4 separate regions of the Homo sapiens genome follow, and regions 1, 2 and 3 are each linked to region 4. The links are chromatin contacts, found by Hi-C or POLR2A ChIA-PET in ENCODE. All regions are on one chromosome and are shown on one strand. Each heading gives the region's core, a stretch centred on a gene start or an enhancer-like site at or near the end of the contact. The rest is flanking DNA. Distances are from core to core; before and after follow the strand shown.

Region 1 (2,700 bases), core at 1-2,500, 290 kb after region 4:
ATTGAAAAGAATTTTGGATAATTCCATGTAGGTATCTCCCAGTGCTGCGCAGGTGACTTTAGCTGTCAGCTCTCAATTATCCTGCCAGTGTTATAACTAACAAGTAAGCCATTTACTTGTGCCTTTGGGTTAGATCAGTTCTGTGGCCACAACAGCTCTTCCCTAAATAAGTTTAGGTCATAGTGATGCTAAATGCTCAGAGGACACTAATACTAGGCAATCTCTTTCTAAGGTCCTTTCTAGTTCTAATAATTGAGCAGTCTACCCTTTGCACTTCTGGCTGGTCTATGTTACTTCTGGCAAAATACCTTATGTGCTAGTTTGTCCTGTTCCTTCCCTTTACACATAAGGGAACTGAGGCCCAGCGAGGAGAAATGACTCCTTCAAAGGATTAGTGACAGAGCTAGGACTGGAACTCACATGCTACTCTCAGGCCAGATCTTTCAACACAGCTTTTGCCATCCTATATTAAAAAAACAAACAAACAAAACAAAGTATCAGATTTCACCACTCTTGCTTTTGAGGTGGAAAGAAATCCGGATTCCTACAAGCTCACTATGCTAAGCTGATTCCTAAAGTGGAGAAAAAGAAGAGACAAAACCTGTGATATTTGTATTTGGTAAAAACCTAGACTTTCTCAAGGGTGAATTGGGCCTAGGTGTGCCTGGAAGTGAAGAGGGGGCTCTCAAAAGAGCAGAAACTGCACAAGCAAATTTGTCATCCACGAGAAATTCCCATGGGAGTTAAGAAAGTGGGTGGCCCTGGGATTTATGGAGTGACTCTTGACTTGTCTAGATGAGTGCTCCGTAGAAGAAGGGGAATGATGGGAAAAGACCTCAGGAGGGAATCGATCTGGACACAAGGAGGGGACCCCGGACTGGAGACTGGGGCTCACCCCTTTCTCTCAGATGCTGGTGCAGATCCCGGATGAGACGGAAAGAAACCAAGCGTTGGGGGCCACTGGAGCTATCACCGCCCTTGTGCTTCTTCCCCAGCGCGGCCTCAAGCTCGGCCCGCAGCTTTCGGGGTAGCCGCTCTGGCTCCAGCTCCCCGCCGGGGCCCAAAGCACGCACCAATCGCTCGCCCGCAAGCAAAGAGGACGCCATATCTAGCCGGCTCTCCGGTCAGGTGACCCCAACCCGGACTTCCGCCCGCCGCGCGCCGGAAGTAACGCTAAGCGCACCGGAAGTTGCTCTGAGCTCCGGGGTGGGACCAGGCGGGCCAAGAGGGCCGGGACGCCGCGCGGGGCAGTGTGGGACTGGGGCGGAACGCCGCCCGGCCGCGGGTCGGGCTCTGTGTCAGCAGCCGGGCGGGCGCTCGGGCGGGACATGGCAGCCTGTACAGCCCGGCGGGCCCTGGCCGTGGGCAGCCGCTGGTGGTCCCGGTCGCTGACTGGGGCCCGGTGGCCAAGGCCGCTCTGTGCGGCGGCCGGAGCTGGAGCCTTCTCGCCAGCGTCGACCACGACGACGCGGAGGCACCTCTCGTCCCGGTGAGGGACGGAGCCAGGGGGCGCGAGGAACTGGGCCTGGAGCCCAGAGAGCGTGTTCCTAGCCAGTGCGGAGGCCAGGGGCCCGGGCCTGCTGAGGGTGACTGGAGTTTGACCCGGGAGAGGGTCCCGAGCAGGGAGCCGACCTGCGCTGTCTGGGACATGTGCCAGGAGCAGGGAAGCCAGCGCGGCCCAGAGCCCTGGTTGTACAGGGCTGGCCCTGGGGGGGAACAGGTTACCCTCCCCAAGTGAATCCTACTTCCCCGGCTGGGGTCCCCAGCACCGATGTCAGAGGGAAGCTTTTTAATTCAGCCCTAGGGCATTGGCTTGAACCCTCAGCCTTTGGATTTGGTGAAGGTCTGCCTCAGAAAGATGCTAGAGGTGGGAAACGAGACTCTTGGGTGTGGACCCTCGTAGGCCCCAGGTTTCCAAGTGACTTTGGGGAGATCGATTTTCTATCTGTGACTTGGGGAAGGGGGTTTGAGGCCATGGGGATGGTGTGGAAACTGTTTCCACGGATGGGACAGGCGGATCAAATGGGCTGGTGGATCAGTGGGAGGAAGCATAAAGTTCACATCTTCAAAACAGTAAAAACAGCCTTTATTTGAAGGGCCCCTAGAAAGAGCAGCCCTGTTCAGAGTGGTGACTGACATTTTAGTGGCTGATATTAGACACTGAACATTGGGGAGAGATGATAGCTATTTGCAATTTAAGACCCCTGTGAGAATATGAACAAAAACGGTATTGAGAGAGCGATGTGCCGTAGGAAATCTAGAGATGTTTAAGCTTTTCAAGGGCAATGTAAGGGCTACAGGTTAGAGGGGGAGATGGACATGGAATTATAATACAGGACAAATATTTTTTGAGCACCTCTTGTACACTAGGCTCTGAGGGGGCAGTACCAGCTAATCAGACTCAGGCATTGCTCCCAGGGAATTTACAGTATTTAATAAAGATAAGACATGGACACAACTGAAATGTAAAGGGAGCAGGATATTGTTTGATGACTTGTGATATAGAAAATGTAAGAAAAGAAGAAAAAAAGATACTCCCCTTCTAAAAAAATTGAAAAAGTGAGCAAGACAGTTAAAGTGCTGTGGGAGGTCAGGAGGGTGGGTTAGGGAAGAAACAAGGGCAGGGGTACATTTGAGCAGAGTGTGAGGGCATGATATGAAGAATGCCCAGTGAAGAGAGAAGACAGTAGTATGGGAGCG
Region 2 (2,700 bases), core at 163-2,662, 330 kb after region 4:
CACCCTGTATATGTTTGAGCTTATAATTTAACTCAACTCTCTCAACAGTTGAGGAGGATATAGAGCCCTGACCTGCCCAAGTCACCTCCAGTTCTTGGAAGAACCAAGTCCCCAGACTGCAACTTGCTACACGCTACCTACGCTTTTCCCATGCAAAAGGAGGTCAGAGGTCTTCCAGTTGTGTTTGGTTCTAGAAGCAAACAAAAAAGAGTGACTTATGGGAGTGGTAGAACATTCTTGAGCCGTGGCCTTTTTGGGAGAGTTAGGCCCCTTGAAAAGTCGATGGAAGCTATATTCTCCTTGCAGGAAACAAAAGGCACACACACTTGCACCCATTTTTGGGAGTTCATGACCCTCAGGTAAAGAACCCCTCCTCGGCAGATAAAAAGCATTTAAGGAAAAACAGACGCAAAATAAAATCTTCGGGTAGACAAGTCAGTCCTGCCTACAGTTATAGATAAGATGGAGAAACAAAACTGAGGACAGGAATTCCATGGAAGAAGGTCACAGGGTCCAGATACGAGAAAAAAACCTCAACGAACCGGGAAACTAAAACTATAGCTTTGAAGAAAAAAACAAAGCATTAAAGCAGAGTTTGGGGTTGAAAGAATGCTCTCCAACAACCAGGAAATCGGGATTTTCACCTTTATTTTTACTCAGGAGATCATTGTTACTCGAACCCAATATTGAAGAGCCAATCTGAAAAGATGGCAATTTACTCCTGAGCTCTGGAAGTTGCTGGAACCTGATCTCGAAGCAGTGACGATCTGTGAACGCCCCAGCTGCACCAACCAAGGTGCTAAACCTTCAGACAGGTCTATTTCTACTCGGATTTTTTCTTTGGGATCAGACTGGTATTTTAAAGCCCTTCCAAACAAACAAACAAAAAACCAGAAGCTTAAAGCAAACCTAACATGTGACTTTGGACACCACTTCATCCAGACTACTTCCCTCAGACACTGACAACCGGCCAGAGGTGGAATCGCGGGAAACCTTAAACCCAGGGAAGAAGTGACTTTAAAGGAAACAAAGCGTTCGCCCCCGCCGCTTGGGAGAAGGGGCTGGGATAGAGACAAAGCCCGAGGAAAACACCGAACTAAAGTTGGGTTAGGAGCGGGGGAGGCATGGGCAGGACCCGAGAGAGGCAACTGGAACCCAGAGTGCGCGAGCGCGGAGGAGGTGAAGGCCCTGTGGACGCAGCGCCGGGAGAGCCTCAGCGGGCCGGGATAAGAGGGGCGCCCCTCACCTCGACTGGGTAGAGCTCGCGCGGCAGCACCGCCTGCAGGTCCATGAACAGGGTGATGGGGATGTGGCTGAGGAAGTAGAGGCCCAGCAGCCACTCCACGCAGCGCCTGGTTGCCGGAGCCCCCATAGTCTGTCGGTTGGGCCTGGACCCGCTGATGTGAGAAGAGGGGCCAAATCCGCGCGCCTTCCCAGACCCACGCGCCTCGGTCGCCGCCTTGCCCCCGCGAGGGCTAGGCAGACCGCTTCCATTGGCTGGCGAGAAGAGGAGGCTCGTGGACAGGGGGCGGCACTCCCCACAGGGCGCACCCATTGGTCCGTATAAGTATAGCGCGTGGAGAAGGCGTCTCGTAAGCCATTTCCATTGGCCGCCAGGAGCGCCGTGTGGGCGGGGCTTAGTCACGCCGTTCGGCGCGCGGCTACTCAGTGTAGATTGCGGTTGTGAGCGCGAGCCTAGCGTTTCGGTGCTGGCCGCGTGGTATCCTGGTGTCCCGGCAGCTGCCGGCGGCGCTCCCTTCCCTCGTGGCTCCGTTCGCCACTACAACAGCAGTATGAAAACTGCACTGGCCCTTGGGCCTTCTGCAGTAAGTCAGCATTAAAAAAATAAAGCTGACGCTGTGCACGGTGGGTCATGCCTGTAATGTCTGCACTTTGGGAGCCCGAGGCAGGAGGATGGCTTGAGCCCAGAAGACCAGCCTGGGTAACTTAGTAAGACATTATCTCTACAAAAAATAAAAAATTAGCCAGGTGTGGTGGTGTGCACCTGTAGTCCTAGCTAGTTCGTGTACTAGTGACCAGCGCCTGTGCTGGGCCGCGGTACCCCGGTGCAGTGCGGCCGTCACGGAGCAGGGGTCGCAGAGCGGGGCACGAGCGCCGCGGTGCAGGTTCCCGGCCCAGCCGGGGTTGCGGGTCTGGGGAGGCAGCTGGCCGCGGTGAACAAAGAAGCAGAGGGGAGGACTCGAGGGACGTAGGAGGCAGTAAAATGGACAGGAATCCTCACCGGCTGTGGAGCATGAGGGAAGGTCAAGGATTCGTTTACACGTTCAGCAAATACTGATGTTCATCTCCACGCTGGGCGCAGGCCTGTCTCGGGGCAGGATCGCCGAGGCTGCCATTTGCTAAGAGGGGACACAGGGCAAGGGAGTGCGAGGAAGGAATGCAGCTTGGACTACGTGGACCTTGAGTGGGCTGCAGCGTTGGGTGGAGGAGGCAGTTGGGTGAGCCTGTCTGGAGTCGTAAGCTTGTGAGGCATCCGCCTTTGATGGCGAGCAGAGGGCCTGGGAGAGATCCTGGGGGAGCTCCAGCCTCAGGTCATGGGAGGAGGGGACTGAGATAGGAGCGTACTAGCAGGGGGCTATGTCACAGGGAGGGGCAGCCTGTCAACACTGAGTGATGCCCGCCTGTGGCCCTGTGGGGAACAGTTGTGTCGTGGGGGCAGGAGCCAGGGAGTAAGAAAGT
Region 3 (2,700 bases), core at 100-2,599, 500 kb before region 4:
CCCAGGCTGTTAGCACAGAGGTGGTGGGTTGGTAGGCAAGGTAGAGGCTTTTGCTTCTTCCTGTTTCTATGGACATAGGGTTTGTGCTTTATTTTTTACTTCAGAGGGTTTTAGAAACAGGCCCAATAGGGGCTCCAGAGGTGAACACACAGATTCTCAAATATTTATTGGATGTCCAGTGTTACGAGGAACCTGAGGCTTGTCTAGAAGAACTTCTCTGACTTTGAGAATAAGCACCACAGGCCTCCATCTCTCACACCCAGGAAGACCTTACTGATATTTTATTTAAATTGCTGTGGCTGACCCTTAAGCTGGCTTCCTTTTTTTTCTTCTGTGGAAATGGAGAAGAGTTGTCATTTATATGAAAAAGAGAACAATGCTTCATTATGTTTATTCCCTCCTGTCTACCAGAGGGGGTGGATAGGAGAACATAGTGCATGTGGTACATTTAGGAGACCCAGAAGTGACCCAAGTCCTGATGAGATGTGGGGCAGGGCTGTGGAGGATTTTGGGAAAGGATCCTCAAGGCTGGCTCATGGCTTTGGGCCTTGGGGGAGCTTGGCAAAGCAGAGGCAATTTGGAAGTCCCCGGGGGCCATGAGGAAATCCCCAGCAGCTGAGAGACCTCAGAGAGCAGCAGGCCTGCTGTCGGGCCAGTCAGGTGGTCCCTGCAGTCGGCCGCATATGCCTGCCTAGTCTTTGGGGATTGACTCAGGGTCTTGGCAGAGAGGACAAGCCCAGGCGTCCCTACTTGGGCTCTGTGCCCGAAAAGGTGTGGTGGCACATGGCTCTGAGCAAACTGATGGGTGTGCCAATGCAGGGACTGGGTGGGTGTAGGGGCTGGGGGGAGTGTCAGAGCCCCAAGCCTCGGCGACCACCTCTGGGGCAGTGATCTGTGGCTCGCCGTCCCATACCCACTGACCTTCCTGATTGCTTGTCTCTAGACAAGCCCCTCTCTAGAACAGGCTTTCCTGGCGTCTTTTGACCTTGCATTCATGTATTCATTCATTTATTCCATCAATAAGCATTTACTGAATGCCTACTATATGTAGGAACTGTTTTAGGTTCTGGGGATAGAGCGGTGATAAAAACAAAGTGGGCACCGAGCTCATCCCTGCCTCTTCTTGCCCTACGCGTCCTGGGGACGGCGAGAGGCCATCTTGCCGCCGCAGCCCCCTCGGGCCGGAGCTCCTGGGGGACGCCTCCTGGGGGTGGGGCCTGGAGGCCGGCCTGGCGGAGGTGAAAGCGGCCCCAGCAAAGCGGGAGGGTAGATGAGAAGGGGGCTGCCACCCTCTGCTGGGCGCCAGCGGCGCTGCAGGGCGGAGCTTCCAGGGCTCTAGGCGCATGTGCTGGGCTTGGCCCCACCCCCTTGGCCCCGCCCAGGCTCCGGCTGGCCGGTGGGCCAACCCGGGAAGTGCCGCCCCGGGCCTGGGGCTGACTCGGCCCTCACAGAGCCTGACCCGTGCGTAGGGTGCTGAGTGGCTGGGGTGGCCCTGGGCATGCGCCGTTGGTCACTCCAGGTTTCCTCTCAGCCCTCCTTCTCCTCTCTGAGACCATCCCTAGGCTTCTTAAAGGGAGTCTGCCCTATAACCCTTCAGAATCCACTGGCTATCGGCACTGGTAGAATTTCATAAAAAATCTTGGCACCTCAATACCAATCGCTGTCTCCTAACACTACTGTTTCATACGAGGTGACATTTTGTTACTTACACACACACACACACACACACACACACACACACAAAAGAATAAAGGATAATTCCTCCCAAGAAAGGGAAGGGACTCCTGCGCTGGCATTTTCTTTGAGACAGGTGTAGACTCTAGTACTGGCCCTAGGGCTGGTGCTGAGGACCTCTGAAGTGGTCATCCTGGAAGTGCACCTGCCACCCTAGTGGCTGGGCCCTCCCACTTCAAAAGCAAGTGCTCCAGGCCCTCCTGGCCCTGAGCTCTGAGTGCTTTAAACAGGACTCTCCCCAACTCCCTAAATATAGTTCTATTATTGACACTTTACACACCGCAAATTTGTAATACAAGGATCATATAATTAGTACCCATTTATGGCAACAGTGCTTATAGACTTTTTTTTAGGAGTTTTGATTTACAGGGGAACTAGAGGGACAAATGGGGTCAGAGAAGTATTCTTTTGTTAAGATATATTTTGTTAAGATATATATATCTCATTGTTAAGATATATCTTAACAAAATATATCTTCCCAAGCTTTAAACCTTGGTATCTTTCCTTACTTTTCTCAATCTCCACCCAGACCCGCTTGTGCCCATTTCCCATCCTTCCCCAAATAGTCACCAAGTCCAGCTTATTTTTTCTCTTGAGTCACCCTCTCTTCCCCATCAACTGCCAGAATCCTAGGCAGACCCTTCTTATCTCTCATTTGGCATCACCTTTTACCTTGACTTCCTTTTTTTTTTTTTTTTTTTGTCACCCAGGCTGGAGTGCAGTGGCATGGTCGTAGCTCACTGTAATCTGTAACCTTGAACTCCTGGGCTCAAGTGATTGATCCTCCCACCTCAGCCTCTGAAGTAGCTAAGACTACAGTTGCAGGCCACCACGCCTGGCTAATTTTTAAATTTTTTGTAGACGGGTCTCTGTGTTTCCCAGGCTGGTCTTGAACTCCTGGTCTGAAGTGATCCTCCTGCCTCTGCCTTCCAAAGTTTTGGGATTACAGGTATGAGCCACCATGCC
Region 4 (2,700 bases), core at 164-2,663:
CTTGACTTGGACAGAGGTTTTCAGTGAATTGGGCCTTCCCAGAGCATTCGGAGGACATACCCTGGGGGAAGGCTGCAGATGACGAGGAAGATGACGCAAATACAGTGCTTGAGAGGTAAGTATGACCTTGAAACAGCAGCGCTGGAGCTCTTGGGGAGATGTGAAATCACTGAAGAGAGGAATAGATAAGGGAGGAAACAATCAGAGGAGTGAAAGCAACTTCGGGCAACACACAGGTGAAAGATGAAATGGTGTTTTATCTGAGGGAGCCAAAAAGAGAGGCTCTGAGTAAAATCTTGAAGGATATATATGGAGATTAGGACGTGGGAGCGAAGGGGTATGAAAAGAGACATGACCTCCTCCATAATACTTATTTTGAAACCGTCAGGATTTCCTTAGCTTGTGCTGTATCAGTAGATCATCATTCAGATACTGATCCTTAGCACAGTAACGCTGAGGGACCTTTGTCCTGTTCTCTCATTTTACAGAGAAGGAAGCAGGCAAAACTATGTATTGTCTATTTTATGTAATTATGTTTGCTTCCCAGATAAACTACACAGAAGGAAGCAGGCAAAACTGACTATGTATTGTCTACTTTATGTAATTATGTTTGCTTCCCAGATAAACTATTTTTTGCTAAAGGGCAAGAACAATATTCACTACTTCTGCAGTATCTCCTCCTCTCCTCCATCAGGGCCCAGTTCGTGCCATAAGTAGATGGACCAGAACAGTGTTCAAACAGTAAATGAAGTAAAAACTCATTGGCCAGGAACCGTGACACGCGTCTTTAGTCCAAGCTACTCAGGAGGCTGAGGCAGGAGGATCCCTTGAGCCTGCAGGAGTTCGAGACCAGACTGGGCAACGTAGCGAGTCCTTGTCTCAAAGAAAAAAAAAACAAAACCTCATTAGTTTCCTCTGTGGATGGAATGAGGCGAGATTTTTGAGGCCTTTTAATTACCTCCTAGTTTCTGCCTCAGTAATTTTCAAACAGGATCTTGAATAAGATGGGAGTGCTACCACGTCTGACCAGGGGTGTAACTTCCGCAGAACCCTGAGTCCAGGCCTAAGTGGCTAGGCGGACTCCAACTCCCCTCAAAGTGAGCTCCCCGGACCGAAATGAGTCAGCCAGGTCCACCGCCAGCCCAGGTAGTGGGCCCGGACTCCGACCCCCGCGGGTCCCCGAGCCCCGCGGTTCCGGGCACCGTGGTGTGCGCCCGGGGCGTGTTTCAGCTCTTGGTCCGCTCCCCCTCGCCCTCCTCCCGGAACCACGCCCGCTCCTCGCGCACGCAGCCCGTCGGCCCTGCAGCGTCGTAGGACAGGGCGGGACTGGGGTGGGAGGCCGTTGGTTGGCTGGCGGGCTGCGGAAGGCGGGGCTCGTGTGCGCACCAGCGCGTCCTCGCTCAGCGTTGCTCCTGCGCGCGCAGCTGGTCGGCCCGCGGCGGTGCTGCGCGGATCCGGCGTCGGGGCCCGGCATGGCGGGGGCCGGGGCCAAGCCGGGCCGGACCCGGACCTAAATGCCTCTGTTCTTCTCCGCGCTGTTGGTCTTGCTGCTAGTTGCGCTTAGCGCCCTCTTTCTAGGCCGGTGAGGGTTCCCGGCCGCGCCGGCGGCGGCGGCGGCGGCGGGAGGGAGGGGGCGGAGAGGAGGAAGAAAGACTGAGGAGGGGGCGCGCGCCTTACTGAGGCGCGTGAGGCAGAGTGGGTAGGGTGGAGGGAGGGGGCGCGCGGCGAGGGGAGGGATCGTGAGGAGGCGCGTGGCCCGAGCTCCCAGGGATGGGCTGCGAGTTGGGGAGACTGAGGAAGCGGGCGGGGTCTGAGGAAATGCTGAGGCCAGGAACTGAATAGGAGTGTGAGGAAGGGGCCTGGTTCAGTGGCTTCCCTTTCCCCCTCCACCCACCCCTGCATGTCCCTTTCGCCAAGCGCGATGGGCACCTGCAGCATCGGTCTGGGGAGAACAGCATTCGAGCTGCCGGGTCTGACCTCAAAGTGCCTTCTCGTGGATACCTGTCTGGAGGGTGGGAGCAGGAGACAGACAGACCCTCTGGGGAGTGTGATGGCACATGTGACAGAGCCGCCTCCGCTTTGACTCTTGCTGGGGTCTTCTCTCTCTGCCTCTGGGATTCATAACAATTTGAGGGATTTTGTTTTTGTCTTCAACTTAGAGGGTGCAGTTTCTGGTTTCATCTGGGTGGAGGGGTCAGTCGGGAGCTAGGATCTTGATCAGCGTGGCTGAATGTATATGACAGAGTGGTGCTTTGGAAGAAAGGAGAGTTGCTCAGATCCAGTTTCAGGAACGACCTTTTGCAAGGCTTTGAAAGACCAGCAAGGGGTGAGGGAAACCATCATTGGAAAAAGGTCCTATGAATTAACAGGAATTTTTCTGCAGGTGGCTTGTGGTCCGGTTGGCCACCAAGTGGTGTCAGCGGAAGCTGCAGGCGGAGCTAAAGATTGGCTCCTTCCGCTTTTTTTGGATCCAGAATGTCAGTCTTAAGTTTCAGCAACACCAGCAAACAGTGGTGAGTTCTGGGAAACTCTGGATATGTGTGTAGGGTTGATCCAATTGAATTTAAACTCTTAATTTCCTTTTTTTAAAAATAGAAATCCTGGTGGCTTTTCTAGTTAATCCCAGCCTTGCCATTTCTTTGCCAAGATGATCTTAGAGCTAGTTGGAGAACGCTGCAAGTTGTTCAGTTAAAAATGTTT

What was found. A loop is a pair of places that touch in the nucleus more often than their neighbours do. ChIA-PET counts read pairs that join two places held with the same protein, here RNA polymerase II (POLR2A). Pooled maps may share reads with other maps.
Region 1: a loop to region 4 is called in a map of dorsolateral prefrontal cortex, with 3 times the contacts of the local background. The contact joins the promoter of POLDIP2 here to the promoter of BLTP2 in region 4. A Hi-C loop is called at or near these places in 1 of 168 maps with a recorded cell type or tissue (dorsolateral prefrontal cortex), 2 of 37 single-sample maps with no recorded cell type and 14 of 50 pooled maps. POLR2A ChIA-PET finds 5 or more read pairs at or near these places in 2 of 52 experiments (HEK293 and PC-9).
Region 2: a pooled map shows a loop between it and region 4 (5-fold over the local background). The contact joins the promoter of TMEM97 here to the promoter of BLTP2 in region 4. A Hi-C loop is called at or near these places in 5 of 50 pooled maps. POLR2A ChIA-PET finds 5 or more read pairs at or near these places in 2 of 52 experiments (activated T-cell and naive thymus-derived CD4-positive, alpha-beta T cell).
Region 3: a loop to region 4 is called in a pooled map, with 3 times the contacts of the local background. The contact joins the enhancer-like site here to the promoter of BLTP2 in region 4. A Hi-C loop is called at or near these places in 11 of 50 pooled maps. POLR2A ChIA-PET finds 5 or more read pairs at or near these places in 3 of 52 experiments (activated B cell, activated CD4-positive, alpha-beta T cell and activated CD8-positive, alpha-beta memory T cell).

Annotation. Positions count from the first base shown.
Region 1 is chr17:28,356,077-28,358,776 of GRCh38, reverse strand. It overlaps POLDIP2 (DNA polymerase delta interacting protein 2), which reads left to right and starts at 1,250. Exons shown (of 11, transcript NM_015584.5): 1 at 1,250-1,489. The coding sequence starts at 1,329. It overlaps VMA12 (vacuolar ATPase assembly factor VMA12), which reads right to left and starts at 1,130. Exons shown (of 6, transcript NM_152464.3): 1 at 896-1,130. The coding sequence starts at 1,106. RefSeq lists enhancers at 873-972, 1,085-1,850 and a silencer at 1,163-1,552.
Region 2 is chr17:28,317,912-28,320,611 of GRCh38, reverse strand. TMEM97 (transmembrane protein 97) reads right to left here and starts at 1,412. Exons shown (of 3, transcript NM_014573.3): 1 at 1,247-1,412. The coding sequence starts at 1,372. RefSeq lists enhancers at 1,289-1,348, 1,829-2,088, 2,308-2,700.
Region 3 is chr17:29,147,625-29,150,324 of GRCh38, reverse strand. The region is part of intron 2 of MYO18A (myosin XVIIIA); the gene reads left to right. All of the region lies in intron 1 of LOC124903967 (a long non-coding RNA gene), which reads right to left. Among named protein-coding and RNA genes, the nearest start is that of MYO18A, 31 kb to the left of the region's middle. RefSeq lists enhancers at 430-479, 500-689 and a silencer at 1,070-1,549. Within about 2 kb of position 1,349, at least 39 of the 41 ENCODE cell types and tissues checked have a DNase peak (open chromatin) inside an H3K27ac peak, as active enhancers do.
Region 4 is chr17:28,643,871-28,646,570 of GRCh38, reverse strand. It overlaps BLTP2 (bridge-like lipid transfer protein family member 2), which reads left to right and starts at 1,413. Exons shown (of 39, transcript NM_014680.5): 1 at 1,413-1,582; 2 at 2,384-2,513. The coding sequence starts at 1,515. RefSeq lists silencers at 1,027-1,256, 1,277-1,616.